Regions from separate parts of the Mus musculus genome. Here region 2 is linked to region 1. The links are chromatin loops, found by intact Hi-C in ENCODE. Cell type or tissue: gastrocnemius. All regions are shown on one strand.

Evidence for each region. A loop is a pair of places that touch in the nucleus more often than their neighbours do. Peaks named below come from ENCODE experiments on the same cell type or tissue, not always from the same donor. Only the 100,000 strongest peaks of a DNase experiment are listed, where the experiment ranks them.
Region 2: it touches region 1 in a loop (3.0-fold over the local background); 7 of 42 quality-filtered maps call a loop at or near these places.

The regions. Positions count from the first base shown.
Region 1 is chr11:96,755,713-96,763,712 of GRCm38, reverse strand. Skap1 (src family associated phosphoprotein 1) reads right to left here. Exons shown (of 12, transcript NM_001177899.1): 12 at 4,091-5,091. Among named protein-coding and RNA genes, the nearest start is that of Snx11, 18 kb to the left of the region's middle. In gastrocnemius, CTCF peaks have their summits at 3,514 (motif pointing left) and 6,155 (motif pointing left); DNase peaks (open chromatin) are centred at 500 and 3,487; H3K27ac peaks cover 1,406 bases.
Region 2 is chr11:96,902,148-96,910,147 of GRCm38, reverse strand. It overlaps Cdk5rap3 (CDK5 regulatory subunit associated protein 3), which reads left to right. Exons shown (of 14, transcript NM_030248.2): 11 at 119-207; 12 at 1,229-1,434; 13 at 1,747-1,918; 14 at 2,026-2,723. The coding sequence ends at 2,091. It overlaps Gm38961 (a long non-coding RNA gene), which reads left to right and starts at 7,614. Exons shown (of 3, transcript XR_880184.2): 1 at 7,614-7,864. RefSeq lists an enhancer at 5,477-8,000. In gastrocnemius, no CTCF peak of the experiment used is centred here; DNase peaks (open chromatin) are centred at 1,935, 3,497, 6,694, 7,061 and 2 more places; H3K4me3 peaks cover 1,952 bases; H3K27ac peaks cover 6,395 bases.

The DNA of each region.
Region 1 (8,000 bases):
TCCGAAGGTCCAGAGTTCAAATCCCAGCAACCACATGGTGGCTCACAACCATCTGTAACAAGATCTGACGCCCTCTTCTGGAGTGTCTGAGGACAGCTACAGTGTACTTACATATAATAAATAAATAAAAAAAAAAAAAAAAAAAAAAAGAAACAGGACTCTGCCGCACTCAACTTGAGATGTTGAAGAAATGACCCAAGTGTCCAAGTGCCAGGTGCCAGAGCTAGAGGGTGCCAGCTCTGGGGGGCAATGGTGTGTGCCTGCTACTTCAGAATTCACAGTACAGCGAGGCCAAATGGCCAGTGGGTGGCAGGGAAGCGTTTCTAGCCTGCGTTCTGTTCCATGGTGGCCAGCTGCTCACCATCAGGTGGAGAGCGCGTGCAGTGGGAAGCAGATGTCCTATGAGGAGCGGCACTAGAAACCTCTTGGAACGAGCTCCGGTCACAGGAGGCCAGGAAGTGCCCTACTGTTGCCTGGTGCCACGAGCTCTTTTCCTTCTGTGGCACTTGGCCAGGTGGAAATGTGGAGGATTGTAATGGGAGCCCAGGAGGGAACAGAACACACACATACGACTGCTGACCATGGGCCAGCTCCACCAGAGCCCCATGCCAGAGACAGCAGTCTCTGAACAGCCCGGCCATCAGGAAAAGGAAAAGCCTCACTGGCAAGTTTGCTGAGAAGCCAGGCCTGTGGGAGAAAGGACTTCAGAGGAAAGGGCATTGCCAGGCCTCATGCCAGGAGAGCTGGGTCATCTCTCTAGTGCCTGGCTCCCCAGCCCATTTTGCCGTATTTTTATTGTGCACACCTGTCCCAGTAAACGCCAGCACCTTCCTTCACTCTCAAAAGTGTCTTAGTTTGGAGCTGGGCATGGTGGTATATCTGTGTCAACCCAGCTATTCTGGGAGCAGAGACAGAAGGACTATAAGTTCAAGGCCATCTCGGGCAGCCTAGATCCTGTCGCAAAATGGGGATGAGGCAAGGTGGTAGGGTCTGTGATTCTGGTATTGGGAAGCATGGGGCAGGAGGATTGCAAGTTTGAGGTCAGCCTGGGTTTCTCGGTGAGACCATCTCAAAACCAGCAGAAAACGGTTTCAGTTACGAAGCTAGAAGGCCACCCTATTGTTACCCCCCCCCCCCAACAATGTTTTCCCTTCATTATACGTGTTTAAAAATTTTGTACCAAAAGGGATAGACCTTAGAATGAGGTGTGGGCTAGTGTGATGGCTCCACCTAGCCTGCTGATTCAGTCTCAGAGATGGTTATGTCTGGGGCACAGGATTGAAATCCCTTGGAAAAGAGAAACCTTTTTTGTTGTTGTTGGTGGTGGTGGTGGGAGTTTGAAATTCCCTCCCAATCTCTCTAAATCCCAGTGGGAAACCCAATGGCTGGGCAGGAGGAGCGAGGGGTGATAATCTACACACTGGGAAATAAGTTTGAGTCACTGGGCTGTGCTGCCCCATGAGCTGAGTGGAGGCTGATTTTCCCGGAGTCAGCCTCCAGTTTTTGACGCTGCTCTGGGAGTTGACAAATTTCCTACCACTCAACATTGCGATTCATCCTTCCGGAACTGCTGCTTGCAGCTTGGGGTGGGGGAGGACGCACCACACACCGCACAAGGCTGGGATGGGATTTTTTTTTCTTTTTTTGGCCAAAAAGTGTTGATGTCCCTGGCATCTGAGTTTTGTTCTTCATATGCAAAGAACTTAATCTTTTTTTTCTTCTTGTTATTCCCCCCCCCCCGGCCCCCTTTCTAGACAGGATCACACTATGTAGTCCAGTTTGGCTACGCTTAATTTTCAAGAGTATTTAGTGCTTTCATAACATCCTGAACAATGAAGACCAAATGCTCCAGGTTAGACTCTCTGGTGAGGGTGGTAAATTCTGAATAAGAGATTCCCTGTAGGGCGAGCATGGCGGTGCCCTCCTGTAATCCCAGCACTCTGGAGGTGGAAGAGGCAGGATATTCAATTTAAGGTCATCCCTGGCTGCACAGTGAGCTTGAGGCCAGTCTGGGCTGTGTCAAACAAAGCCCAACAACAACAAAAATAGCTGTAAAAAGATACACATTTGCCTCCTAAATTAGGATCTTAGATTTTTCTTCTTACCATGATGTTAAGGGAGGAAACTCCTTCCCTTCTGTTTCTCTCCTGTCTCACGCACTGGGACAACTGGCTAAGAAACCATCCTATGTGTACGGCCACTAGTTCAGTGGCCAGATGTCCCAGTTATCTATCCAGTTAGGGGCAGGTGGCAAGATGGAGGATTTGGTTAGTAGAGTGAAACATTGACATGGATGCCTGATTAGACAGTTGCAGTCTCAGGTGCTTGGCTGAGACCTTGGGCTGACTGGGGAGTAGTTTGTTGTGTGGGGTTTAGTTTTCAACCGGATTCGGGAGTTTGTGTCCCTAAGGTTCTCTCTCCTTTAGGGTATTGTCTCTTGGGAGCCCTTCTTGAGTGATGTCCCCACTTTTCCTTAATCTAAATCTTCTCTGGGGGGAAAGAACCCACAAAAGTGAAACAACTATCCCTTGAAAAAAACCAAAGATTAAATCAGTCACCTTTAGGACAGAAAATACCCTTCAGCCAGTGGCTAGAATCATCTCACCAGACCCGCGTCACCCTTCCTCAAATGTCCTGGACAGAACAGTGGCTGACTATATTTTCTTTCCTGCAGGACTGGACTCACCATGCCGACTAGCATGGACTTTGTAATGATTCTCTTGCCTCCGCCTCCAGAGTGCTGGGATGATAGGCTTGTATTCTCTGCCCTGCTGAGGACAGATTTCCAAGATGCCCGACTTTGTATCTTTTAAGGATAATCTTGTCTGTTTCCTAAATTTTATTGCTAGAAAGGCCAGAGGTCTGAGTATGGTCGCCTCCCTATAGCACGGTGCACAGAAGTTCAGGAGACATTTACAGTTAGGCAAGTTATGGTTTCTTTACTCTTCAGGTGCAGAAGGCATCACCCTACTAAGGGATTATGTTTTGGTTTTGTTTATTTTTTTTTTTTTCGAGACAGGGTTTCTCTGTGTAGCCCTGGCTGTCCTGGAACTCACTCTGTAAACCAGGCTGGCCTTGAACTCAGAAATCCTCCTGCCTCTGCCTCCCGAGTGCTGGGATTAAAGGCGTGCGCTGCCAACGCCTGACTGGGGCTATGTTTTAAATGCCGGAAGCAACGGCCACAAGATTAAGAGCCTGGGCCAGTGCAAGGAGTAATGGAGTCTTCTTTGCCTTTTCAACTCCCCTTCACCCTCCTCTCTCCTGGGGTGGTGGAGTCCCCTTTTCTGGTGTCTAACTCAAAGTCCCACAGTCATGTTCCGCCCACCTAGTCTTCCAGAGTGGGACCCTGGGGGTTTCCAAAGGAAGGATGGGTGGGCATAGGAGGTGTTTGTGGTAAACACTGAACAATACCCATTGTTCTTACCTGTGGGTTGCGATTGGTGCAAAGGTTCCTAAAGCAGCAGGCAATTGGTTCTCTCTGGTTCACCTGCTCATATACTGCCACCTAGTGGTTCTCTCTCCTTCTAGCACCCTGGGTAATAGGGGATGATATAGTGACTTCTCTAGCGACACCCCCTAGACCCAAACTGTCCCACTCTTCTTGCCTCTCTATCCATACACAGACTTGTTTCCAATTTTTTTTAAATCTCTGGGTCTGGAAATGAGTAATTAGCATAAGGGTTTGGTTTTTGTTTTTTTCTTTGAAAAACTTGGAATCTACCGGCATCCCTGTGTGCTGCCTGGAATCTCTCCTGTGGTGATGTGAGATGAGAACTTGCTTACAATATATCCCTGACAGAGGTGAGAAAGGCCCCTGCCAGTGCAGGGCTGCTTCGAATAGGCAGTTTTTGATATATAATTTCTATAGCTGCTGGGGTGCTTGTCTTGCAAAATGTCTCATGTAGAGTCTGGCAACAACAGCTAGCCTTTACTGAGCGGTTACCACGTGCCAGGGACTTCTCCAAGTACAGAGAACTTGACAAACCCCTTCATCTCCCTAATTACCCAGTGACCTGCTGAGAGAGAAAGAGAGAAAGCACACCCCCTCTTCACAGAAGAAACGGAGGCACTAAATGCCAACACATCATACAAGGAAAAATGAGATTTATTCCCGTGTTGTCTAGCGCTGGGGTTTGTGTTCCCAACCACTGATCTGTTGCCTTGTCAACGTGCAGAACTAGGTGCAGGTGACTGTTAAAGGAGCAGGACTCCCTGTTTTAGAGAGCGACCCCACCCCATGCCCTCAGTCCATCTGGGATTCCATCACTGGAGACCACAATGCCCACAGAGGGGCTCTCCAGCATGCTCATTTTCAGGCCTTGCTTCTGTGTCTCAGAGGTTCATCACAGAAGAAACAACCAAGTAGCCAACCAAAGGCAGTCTGAGACACTGACCAGAAGGGCACTAGCTGTCCTGAGTTCCAGAGATGTCTGTCCCATCAGTGGGACTGAAGACAGTCAATCTCCCCTTCCCTGTCTGGGCTTTCACTTTTGCTGTGACTGTCCCTTCCCACTTTGCAGATGGCAAGAATACCTAGCAGTGGCATTTTGATACTATTAAAACTTAACATTTGCTTATTATTCAGTTTTATTTATTCATGTGTGTGGGTATACATGTGGCACGGTACATGCACGGAGGTCAGAGGACAACATGTGGGTCCTGGGGCCTGAACTCAGGTCATCAGGCCTGGCAGCAGGTGCTCTTACCCATGGAACCATCTCGCCAGCCCGTGATATTATGTCAGAAAGGAATTCAGCCCCACCATACAAGGCAAGGAAACATATCCAGACTTTATTTCTGCTTTGCAAGCCACAACCCATCAGTAACCTCTTCCTCCCATGATTTCCTTCGTTGCTGTCTTCTTTGTAGCAGGCTTGTAGGAAAGGCTTATGGATGTGGGGACACAGAGAGGGCAGGAAGCTAGAAGCTGGCTGCTTGAGAAACAGGTCTGATGAACTGTCTTCTTCCTACTCATCTTATCAGTGGCTTAAAGTCACAGGAAGCAGCAGAGTCTTGGCTCCATTCAGGGAAGAGAAGGATCCATGGCCAGAGTAGGGGACGGGAGTTTCTGATGGTCTGAGAATATGTTCCCTGAGGGATGAAAAAACGTAAATTGTCTTTTTATGACTCAGAACATAAGAGCGTGGGTAGGGAGCAGCTCAGTTGCTAAAGTGCTTGCCTGGTACATGGGAAGCTCAGGATTCAGCCCCCAGCATGGCACCGACTGGGTAAGGTGGTGCACATCTTTTTTTTTGTTTGTTTGTTTTGTTTATGTTTTTTTGTTTGTTTTTTTCGAGACAGGGTTTCTCTGTGTAGCCTGGCTGTCCTGGAACTCACTCTGTAGACCAGGCTGGCCTCGAACTCAGAAATCCGCCTGCCTCTGCCTCCCGAGTGCTGGGATTAAAGGTGTGTGCCACCACGCCCAGCTTTTTTTTTTTTTAAGATTTATTTATTTTATGTATATGAGTACACCATTGCTGTCTTCAGACACACCAGAGGAAGGCATCAGATCCCGTTGCCGATGGTTGTGAGCCACCATGTGGTTGCTGGGAATTGAACTCAGGACCTCTGGAAGAGCAGTCAGTGCTCTTAACCGCTGAGCCATCTCTCCGGCCCTCTTGTTCTGCTGCATATACATCTGCATGTTAGAAGAGGACATCTGATTCCCCCTATCCATGGTTGTGAGCCACCATGTGGTTGCTGGGATTTGAACGCAGGACTTCTAGAAGAGCAACTTGTGCTCTTAACTGCTGAGCCATCTTTCCAGCTCTGGTGCACATCTCTTACTCCAGTACTCAGGAGGGAGAGGCAGGAGGACCAGATGTTCAATGCCATCCTCAGGTACACAGCAAGGAACTGAAGCCAGCTTAGGATATATAAGACCACATTTCAAAGAAAAAACCAAAACCAACCAACCAAACAAAAAACCCCAAACGAACCACCCTTCCCCTGAAAACAACAACAACAACAACAACAACAAACAACGGGGGTGGAGAGAAGTCTGGAGAGATGGCTCAGTGGTCAAAGACACTTCCTGCTCTTGCAGAAGACCTAATTTGGTTCCCAGCACTCACATGGTGGCTTACAGTCATTTACTAATCCAGGTTCAGGGGATCTAACGCCCTCTTCTGGCCTCCATTGGCACCTACATGCATGTCCAGAACCCCCCATAATAAAAAATTAAAAGGTAGATTTACAAATGGCAGTAAACCCCTTTCCTGTTACCCTGTCTCAGAGTCGTGTGTTTGTTTGTTTTTTTCCTCTCCTTAGAGGTGACTGATTCTGTTCTTTCTCCTTCCAGAGGTATTTCATACATGCATAGACAAATAGCTCTGCAAATCTACTCTGCGTGGTCTTTTGAGACAAGGTCTCACTCTGGAACCCAGCTGCCCCGTTACTCAGTCCATAGCTGAGGCTGGTTTACAGTCCAGGGCAGTTCCCCTGCGTTCCGGGATTACAGGCACGCATGAGCCATGAACAACAGCTCTCTTCCACTCCTGTTTTCTACAAGGAGGCTTGTGGTTGGCTTGACCTCCACCGCTGATCTTTGTACTTACCGGTCTATCCTGAAACGTATTTGTAAGAGCATTCCTTTGCTTTTACAGCTGGGGAGTGCTCAAATCCCCAAATGCCCTACAGTTTCTTGCCTGTTCTCTTGGACATCCACTTTGTCTCTAATCCCTTCCCAGACAAATGCCTCTGCCCATGTCTGTACCATTTGGCACGTGTGCAAAGGACAGCCATGGGATAGATTCCGAGAAGAGGAAGTGTCGGGTTTAAAGGGAATGAAGGGCTACATGTCAAATAAATGACAAAGTGAAAGAAAGTGTTTTGTTCACATTTGGCAGAAGAATCCCCGCCTCTCTGCACCCGTGGCCAGTAAACCATCCTCTTTAGGGATGTCGTGAAGTCAAACCTGGAGTGACAGGCCCGAGCTGGGGCTCCGTGATCTCACAAGAGCACTGGGGAGCCAAGGTCTATCTTGTGTATGTTCCTGACTGAGTTCACTCAGCTGCTGCAGACTAGGGGGGGGGCCTGGGTGAGAAGGCTCCAGGACCGATCCTATCACTGTCACACTGATGGTGTTCCACGCCCTGCCAGTAAAGGCTGACCCCTTGTTCAGCCGGAAGATGGAAATCCTGACATCAAGCTAGTCATGAATACTCTCTTTTACCATTCTAAATTCTAGATCCACTGACCATCAAAGTGGCTCCCATTGCTACCCCACTCATGCTGAGCATGCCTGCTATTTTAAAACACCATGTGGGGGCTAGCTAACTCCGTGACAGAGCTCTTGACTAGTATGTAGAAAGTCCTAGATTCAATTCCCAGTAACACATACAGACACACACACACACACACACACACACACACACACACACACACACAATCAAAAAACAAACAAAAACAAACAAAAAAAACAAAAAAAAAACAAAGCAAAAACCAAACCAAAACAACCTACCAAAGCATGGTGTTCTTGCTCATAAAACTTTTTTTTTTTTTTTTTCCCGAGACAGGGTTTCTCTGTGTAGCCCTGGCTGTCCTAGAACTCACTCTGTAGACCAGGCTGGCCTCGAACTCAGAAATCCGTCTGCCTCTGCCTTCCAAGTGCTGGGATCAAAGGCGTGTGCCACCACTGCCCAGCAGCTTAATGCATATGCTTTATTACTTAAAAGTTACGTCTCTATATATTGTGGGTCTTGATCTGCAGCCCAGGGTGCCTTGAATTCATGATCCTCCTGCCTCAGCCTCCCAAGTAGCTGTTAAAAGTTAATTTGATTATATTCCTAGGAATTCTCATAAAAGACTGAAAATTTCTATGGGTGTGGTGTGTAGTGTTATGAACATGATGGTGTAGGCATATGCACATGTATGTGCTGGTACTCATGTACAGATGTGTATGCATGTGGAGGCCAGAGGTCAATGTTGGCTCTTTTTCCTGAGTTGTTTTCCAACTTCTTTAAAAAAATGAATTTTGCCGGGCGTGGTGGCACACGCCT
Region 2 (8,000 bases), 150 kb before region 1:
GTAGAACCGAGAGGTGTGAACAAGGGGGAAAGGCTGGGTAGGGCTGAGAAGAGTCTGTCCACAGTAACCCACAGGCTTCTCAGACCCATCCTCGTGTCTCTGCCTCTCTTTCTGACAGCTCCGGAGGGTGTAGCTCGGGGCTCAGACGCTCTGACTCTTCTGGAATACCCTGAAACTCGGAATCAGTTCATTGATGAGCTCATGGAGGTACTGCCTTCTGGGAGATGTGGCTTCATTTCTGATGCCTCCTGCTGATGGGAGGGAAGGGCCCGGACTGATTTCAGTACCCTGGAGCAGAGCCTAACAAGTTAGGATTCCCCCCAACACCCTTGTTCTTCTCATAGTTATGAGACATCTCTAAAGTTCCTGGCTCCATCTTGGGCAGTAGCAATGGAGCAGTGACAAAGACGTTCAGAGGCCTAGCCTCGGCGGAGCTTGTATTCTAGCGGGAAGAGCAGATAAGAACCGAGTAGCTACATGGCAAACCTCCTGAAAATTCTGTGCCTATCTGGTTTCCTCTACTTTCCCCTTGAAGAGACATTTTGTAGCCATGAGGGGAGAGGGGGACAAAAGATACCCAGTGTTCATAATACAGCAAGATTTGTTTTTTCCTTTTTAAGGCTTGTACTTATTGATTTGTGAGTGCACATATGCACATGTGTACCGCAGCCCACAGGTAGAGATCAAATTGGGACAACTGTAGGTGTCATTACTGTCGCCTTTCACCATGTGGGTTTTGAGGATCAACCCTAAGTTCTCAGGCTTGGCATCAGGCCCTCTAACCAGCCCAAGATGAACTTACTCATAAAGACTACATCTTAGATGTGGCTGCAGCTCATACTCTTTCTAGACTTTGAATCCAAAGTTTCTCAAGCACTCTCATTGCTCCCATGGAGAGAACATTAGTACCTGCCCTAGGAATCTCAGTGTGTTCCCATAGGCTGGAGAAAAGGATGGAGGGCTGGGCTAGGCTAGCACAGGTCAGCATGGGGTCTAGAGGAACAGGGCGGCCACCTGCTCCCGTGTTGTAGGTGTCCATGCCAGAGGTGCTCGCCGAAAGGAGCCCATGCTGTAGGAGCAGGGTCTCCAGCAGTAGAGTGATGCACAGGAGACAGCCTTTCTCCTCTGGACTCTAGCTCTTCACATCAGGGCGGGGGGGGGGTGGGGGGGGGGGGCTCAGCTTCTGAGTTCCTTTCTTGGTCTGAACGAAGTCCCTTTCCCTCCTCAGCTTGAGATCTTCTTGTCTCAGAGAGCAGTAGAGATGAGCGAGGAGGCCGACATCCTGTCCGTGAGCCAGTTCCAGCTGGCTCCTGCCATCCTCCAGGGCCAGACCAAAGAGAAGATGCTCAGCCTGGTGTCCACGCTGCAGCAGCTGATCGGCCGGCTCACCAGTCTGCGGATGCAGCACCTGTTTATGATTCTGGCCTCGCCAAGGTTGGCTTTCCATGATTCCGTGTTTCTCCATCTCGAATGGAGCTTCCTCCCCTTGTCTTCTTCCTCTTCCATGATTCCTCCTTCCTGTGTACATGGCTTTCTCCTGGGAGTAGCGCAGGGTAGGGTTGATTAATGTCTGTAGACAGAACCTGGTTCCTAAGTTGAGAGGAATCTGGAGTGGCTTATATTCCTTACCAGAAAAAGGAGGGAGGCCATGAGGGGAGGGGAGGCCAAGGAGGGAATTAGCTTCCTGAGCCTCACCGGCCCAGCAGTTAAGTGCAGACAGCCTCCCAGGCTTCTCCATCTGCACAGGTATGTGGACCGAGTGACAGAGTTCCTCCAGCAGAAGCTGAAGCAGTCGCAGCTGTTGGCTTTGAAGAAGGAGCTGATGGTGGAGAAGCAGCAGGAGGCGCTTCAGGAGCAGGCAGCTCTGGAGCCCAAGCTGGACCTGCTGCTGGAGAAGACCAGAGAGCTGCAGAAACTGGTGAGCCGTGCCGGGAGCCTGCCCCGGGGGAGAACCCCTCCGCTTCCACAGACCGAGAAACCTGCCGGCCTGTCTGCTCCCTGCCCACTCCGCTCTCTTTCTCTCAGATTGAAGCCGACATCTCCAAGAGATACAGTGGCCGTCCTGTGAACCTGATGGGGACCTCTCTGTGACGCGCTCCCTCTGTGTCCTCCACCCTCCTTCCCAGCTACCAGGAGGAGGTGGGACAGCCCAGGCTGATGCTACTGGGCCTCACCAGCAAGAAGTCAGGCGGACTTGGAGACAGAGCCATGAGGAAGGGTCACACCATGATCTCTGCAAGCAGTTGTCTTGAGTGGCTCTGGCCTGTCAGCCTTAAGGCACACTTGCTGCTTCTAGTTGTCAAGTGAGGCTTAATAAAAGGAAGTGACTCTCCTTCGTGGCTGGCAGTCACTTGCACCACCACGCTGAGCCTGCTTGAAGTTGAAGCTGTGCACATGTTTTCTTAATTCTTGATCCAAGGAGGCCTTGAGCAATTGTAGAGCCCCAGGTTAGAGGCTTTTCTTCCTGGCTTTTGGTGGTACCTGACCCCATAAGCATTTATAAATGGTTCAGCATGTGGTTTGGGGCTGGCCAGTACAGCTTTGCCCCCTTCTGTCACCAGGCTCATGCTGTCCTGCCCCAGTCGGCAGCCCAGGGGGAGCAGTCAGCCTGCCCTGTGAGACCCTGCAGAGGTGTATTTTTCCTCTTAATCACTGCTTACTGGCTAGTCAGGGGGAAATGTGGTTTGGGGAGGCAGGGTCTGATAAACAAGGTGGAGACAAGAGTTGTCACCTTTACTGGCTGCCTGTCCACTTCCTGCCCGTAACTGCCTGCTCTGCGATTGGGTGGGAGCCACCCCAGGATAACACCCCTCTCCCGTGGGACCCACCCCAGGATAGCACCCCTCTCCCAAGCCACCTACCCATCCCTGTTTCCCAGGAAGGATAGGGGCTGGGGGTGGCCAGCAATTCGATTTTAATTTCATAGCAGAGCAGTTGATTCATGGCTCTTTGTCGCTGGCGTTGACTCCCGTAATGACTTTCCATCACAATGAAAAGTGGAGTGACACCACTCATTATTCCTGCTGCTTGTTATCTCAGTCTGGGGAGGGCCACCCCTCCCCGCTGCCTCTCAGCCGTCCAGGACAGTGAGTGATGGCCCCTATTAATCACCGACCCCGCGGACTCCGGCGGACACACGCTATCCAAAGGAGAGAGAGATAAGGCCACATGAACTGCTCAGAGACACTCCTATCGATTAATGTCAGCCCACCGCTTCCCCCCCAACCCCTGCCTGGTCACCTCCTTTTGGAGGAATCAAGCTGAAGTTAGAAGCCTAAGAGCTGAGAGAAAAGATACTGGTGTCAGAAGACCGTCCTAAAGATAGAAGGGCCTAGGGTGGTGTGGCTGGGCTGTATCCTGTCTGCAGCTGCTCCGAGGCCTGGACAGCTGTCTGCTCCTCTTGGTTCCCTTCCTGAAGTCTGAGCATGTCCCAGCCACCTCCCTCCCAAGTGGTCATCTTCTCCAAGGGCTGCCTGGCTAGCCTCCTGCATCAGCTATCAGCTCGCTGAGGCATGCTATCCTTGTCCAGCCTAGTCACCAGCTGTTACAGACACCACCGCGTACAAGACCCAGGCAGTAGGGAGAAGCCCAGGGAATCATGTGATTGCACCAGGCTGGATTTGGCTTGGAGGCTCCTGTTCCTGCCAGACATGAACACCTGACCTCCCACAAGGTTCCAGTGCCCCAGGAAGGGAAGCAGTATAGGTCAAAGGGACTTTGAGCAGATGAGAACACTGTGGCAAGCAGAGGGGTTTGGGTAAGTGTTCTCAGAGGGACCGGGCCTGTTTTATAAGCTGTCCCTGAGGCCCAGGCTGAGGTAGATGGTTTCCTTCAGGCCCTTAACTGTACTGGGGTGGTTCTTCAAAACTCTGCTTGCTTTGCCTTTGGCTCCAACACCTGTGGGCCACCCCTCTGGTTGTACCAGAGACACTGAAGCCCACCTGGTGTGGGCTATGGGAACAGTTCTGATTGATTTGGGGGTCAGCTTCTGAGCCCCTTTAACTTCATTCTGGAACATTTTTGGTCCACGACCCTTTCCCTCAGTGCCACAGCGTTGACCTAAGGGTTAATGAGCTGAGCAGACAGCACCCTCAGTGTAGCACCACGGCACCCCCAAGGCCTCTTCTTCCTGGCCTGAGAAACCAGGGCTCCTTGCAGAACTGAAGACCCAGTTCCCAGCAGTCAGCTGTCAGAGTTCTAAAAGCCATTCAGGGAAAGAGAGGCCACAGGCCAAGCTCCATCCTTAGCAGTCTTCGTCTTAGTTTGATGTGAGTCCGTAGCCAAGGGCATAGCAGGGATTGATGTTCACTTCTCTCCTGCTGCCTCTGCCCAACCCCATCTCCCTGATTCCTGTAAGGAAACCGGGACTCCCTTTCCCAAAACCCATTGTTTGGATACCTGCTGGCTGACTGAGCATGGGCTAAGTGGAATGCTAAAGACTGTCCATCAGCCCAGCCTGTGCACCCCTCTCCCCTGGGCCCACTGAGGGCTCATCAGGGGCGTGTGGGTCCTGAATAAGTAGAACCCACTTGTTTTCTCTGCCAGGGCAGGGCTGCAACAATCTGCATGATTCACACCAAACACAAGCACACTCCTCCACAGTAGCGGCCTAGAGTCCAGGACAAAAGAAGAGCACACCCAGCTTGTGGGAGAGAGCCTGGGTCTGCGGCCCTGACCACTACATGCACGCAGCCGACACCCCCAGATGTTGCTGTGACTCTGCCTTTTCATACGCTCCTCTCTGTCTTGTTGCTAATGTGTATTTCATCTTTTGACCACCACTTCTATATTCTCTTCCCCACTCTAGCACAAGAATATTTAATCTAATAATGGGAAACACTGGGAGACAGCGCTTGTGATATAGCCTTTACGTATGTGCAGAAGACCCAGGGTTCTATCTAAGTTCCAAAACTCCCATGAATTGAATATGCAGCACATGCCAATGATACTTGGGTGGCACTTAGGAGGTGGAGACAGAAGGATTGGAAGTTCAAGGTAATCGTTGGCATCCCTGGCTATAGAGAAAGTCTGAGATCAGCCTGGGCTACTTGAGACCCCGTCTTAGAAAACAAAACTATAATGATAGCAAAAACAATGCAGTGTGGTTGTGGGCTCTGCACTGCCTGGCTGTAGTCCTGGTGGTGCCGCTTGTGTGACCTGAGACCCAAATGTCAAATGTGTAAGAGTGGCATAGGCTGGAAATACCCCAGAGCAGTGGTTCTCAACAACCCCCCCACCCCAGCCATACAATTTTTGTTGTTGCTAATTCACAACAGTAATTCCCCTACTGTTATGAATAATAATGTAAATATCTGATGGTGACCTGTGACCTCTGTGGAAGGGCCATGCAACCCCCACATAGGGGGTCACAACCCACAGATTGAGAACCACTGACTTAGACTAAAACTGGTGGTGACTTGTGTCCTGTCTTGGTCTCACATTTCCATGATAGGCCAGTGCCCCACCTAAACCCATTATCCACAGCCGTACTCCATCTCTGGATTCCCTGTCTGTTGGTTTCTCCTCTGAAGTTCCCCTCTTCTTCTTCCATCTCTTCTTCTTCTTCTTCTTCTTCTTCCTCCCTCCTCCCTCCTCCCTCCTCCCTCCTCCCTCCTCCCTCCTCCCTCCTCCCTCCTCCCTCCTCCCTCCTCCCTCCTCCCTCCTCCCTCCTCCCTCCTCCCTCCTCCCTCCTCCCTCCTCCCTCCTCCCTCCTCCCTCCTTTTTTTTTTTTTTTTCAAGACAGGGTTTCTCTGTGTAGCCCTGGCTGTCCTGGAATTCACTTTGTAGACCAGGCTGGCCTCGAACTCAGAAATCCACCTGCCTCTGCCTCCCGAGTGCTGGGATTAAAGGCATGTGCCACCACGCCCGGCTCCTCCTTCTGTTACTATGCCCTCCTTTTACCCTGTTGCTTGTTTAGACTCTCCTGCCTCAGCTTCCCACGGTCTGGGATTACAGGTGGATAAGCTCATACTTTGGACTTATAACCAGTCCATTTAACTTCTCAGACAGGTGGATTGTTGAGTACAAGGACAACCCAGACTACATAAGGAGACCTTGTCTCTAAGAGTTAGGAATGTGGGAGAGGAACGGGCTTGGTGCTGCCATCCATCCCTGAATTCCAGAGGCAGAGGCAGGTAGATCTCTGAATTCCAGGCCAGCCAGGACCTTGTCAAACAACAACAACAACAAGAAGACGGGAAGGGCTGATAGTGGGTGAGGGATGTAGGTCTGTGATGGATGGAGTTCTTACTTGCCTAATGCGTTCCATCCCCAGCACCAGCAAAAGTAAATAAAAGGACTCATTGGCCAGCTTAGACTATACAGTCTAGTATAGTGAAATATACTATACCATGTAGTGAAATCCTGTGTCAGCACCCCCAACAGCCCTCAGAAAACACACAAACCACCAAACCAAACAAATACAAATGAACTAGACTAAACTCCCATCACCAGGAGGGGAAGGAGGACGTGTCCCCTGTGAACCTTCAGGGCCTGTCTCTCCACTCCTTTCCCTATCTGAGGAGAGCAAAGGGCCATTGCTTGTTCTCCTGGCAATGCCATTTCATTGTAGGCCCAGTTTTTTGCTAGCACAGCTGGGCCTCGTGAGCGCCACCCACACACTGGGCTTTGGACAGACTGCCCTGCATGCACTCTTGAGGAGTCAGGTCCCAAGCTGTCTTCACATTGCCATCCTGCCTGGCAGAGCTCAGCGCAGCGGGAGAGAGTCTCAAAGCTGCAGCAAGACTGCGGGGCCCAGGAATACCAGCTGACCCAGATTCTCCCTGTGTCCTCCAAATGCCCTTCCTCTCTGGTGACAGGGTCATGCCTCCGAATAGACTGGCCCTGAGTAAACTCTGCCTTAGCCACCCTCCTCTCCTTCCCCAGGCTCCAAAGAAAACCAGTTTGAATATTTAAACTTCTCCTGTGTGTCTAATAAAAAGTTCTGCACTATTTAATGCCCCAGCTATCCATTACTGTCTGGAGCTGCCCTCTCCTCTCGGTCTCCCCCTCCCTTCCTCTTGCCCAAACCATGGCGCACAGCAAAGCCATTTGTCAAACTGATCCCGCCGCCGGCTGCGCTTGGCTGTGTCTGAAAGGACATGCCGCCCCACAGGGGAAGGTGGGAATGAATAAAGGAGCTATGCAAATTACTGCTTAATCTGCAGAGAAACACCCAGGCTTTGGGGAGACGCTCATTACTTCTTTTAACTGTGATTAACGGGCAAATTAAACCCAAGCCCTTAACTCTCTCCTGGCAGAGGATTTGAATGCAGAGCCCTGCTCTGGTGCCAGTGCCTGGGGTCTCTTCTGTAGTTGCTTGTATCTGAGGTGAGGAGCAGGGGCTTGGTCCTGTGCGCATGTTGCCTGGCAAGGCAGGCATGAAGAGAGCAGGCCCTGCCTGCAGGCCTTACCTCACCAGAAAGAAGAATTTAACTGTTCTTTGAAGTCTGTTTTACATACAAGAAAAAACAGCCACTGGCCACTGGGTTTACTGGAATTCTTTGCCTCTACTCAAAATTACCAAAAAAGAAGAAGGAAGAGGAGAAGGGGGAAGAGGAGGAAGAGAAGGAGGAAGAGGAGAAGGGGGAAGAGGAGAAGGAGGAAGAGAGAAGGGAAAGGAGGAAGAGAAGGAGGAAAAGGAGGAGGAAGAGGAAGAGGAGGATGAGGAGGAAGAGAAGTCGTAGTAGTTAAGAGAATCCCTAACCCTGACCTTTAAGCACATGCTGGGATTGGGGCAAAAGTAGCCACCCACCGTGTCTAAGTTAGTTGCTAATTAGACCAGTTCCAAACCCGGGTCTGGAAAGAGGCCTTGAGAGACTCCAAGTACATGACTCCCAAACTATCCTTGAGACCTATTAACCAGGTAGGTGAGAAAGAGACCTAACGGTGTGGGGGTGGGGCAGTGGGCAGAGGGTTTGAGTGTGTCTCTAGAGAGGCCCTGGGAGGGCCTTGCTGCAGGGTACACAGGTCATAGGCATACATGGCCAAATGCAGACCCT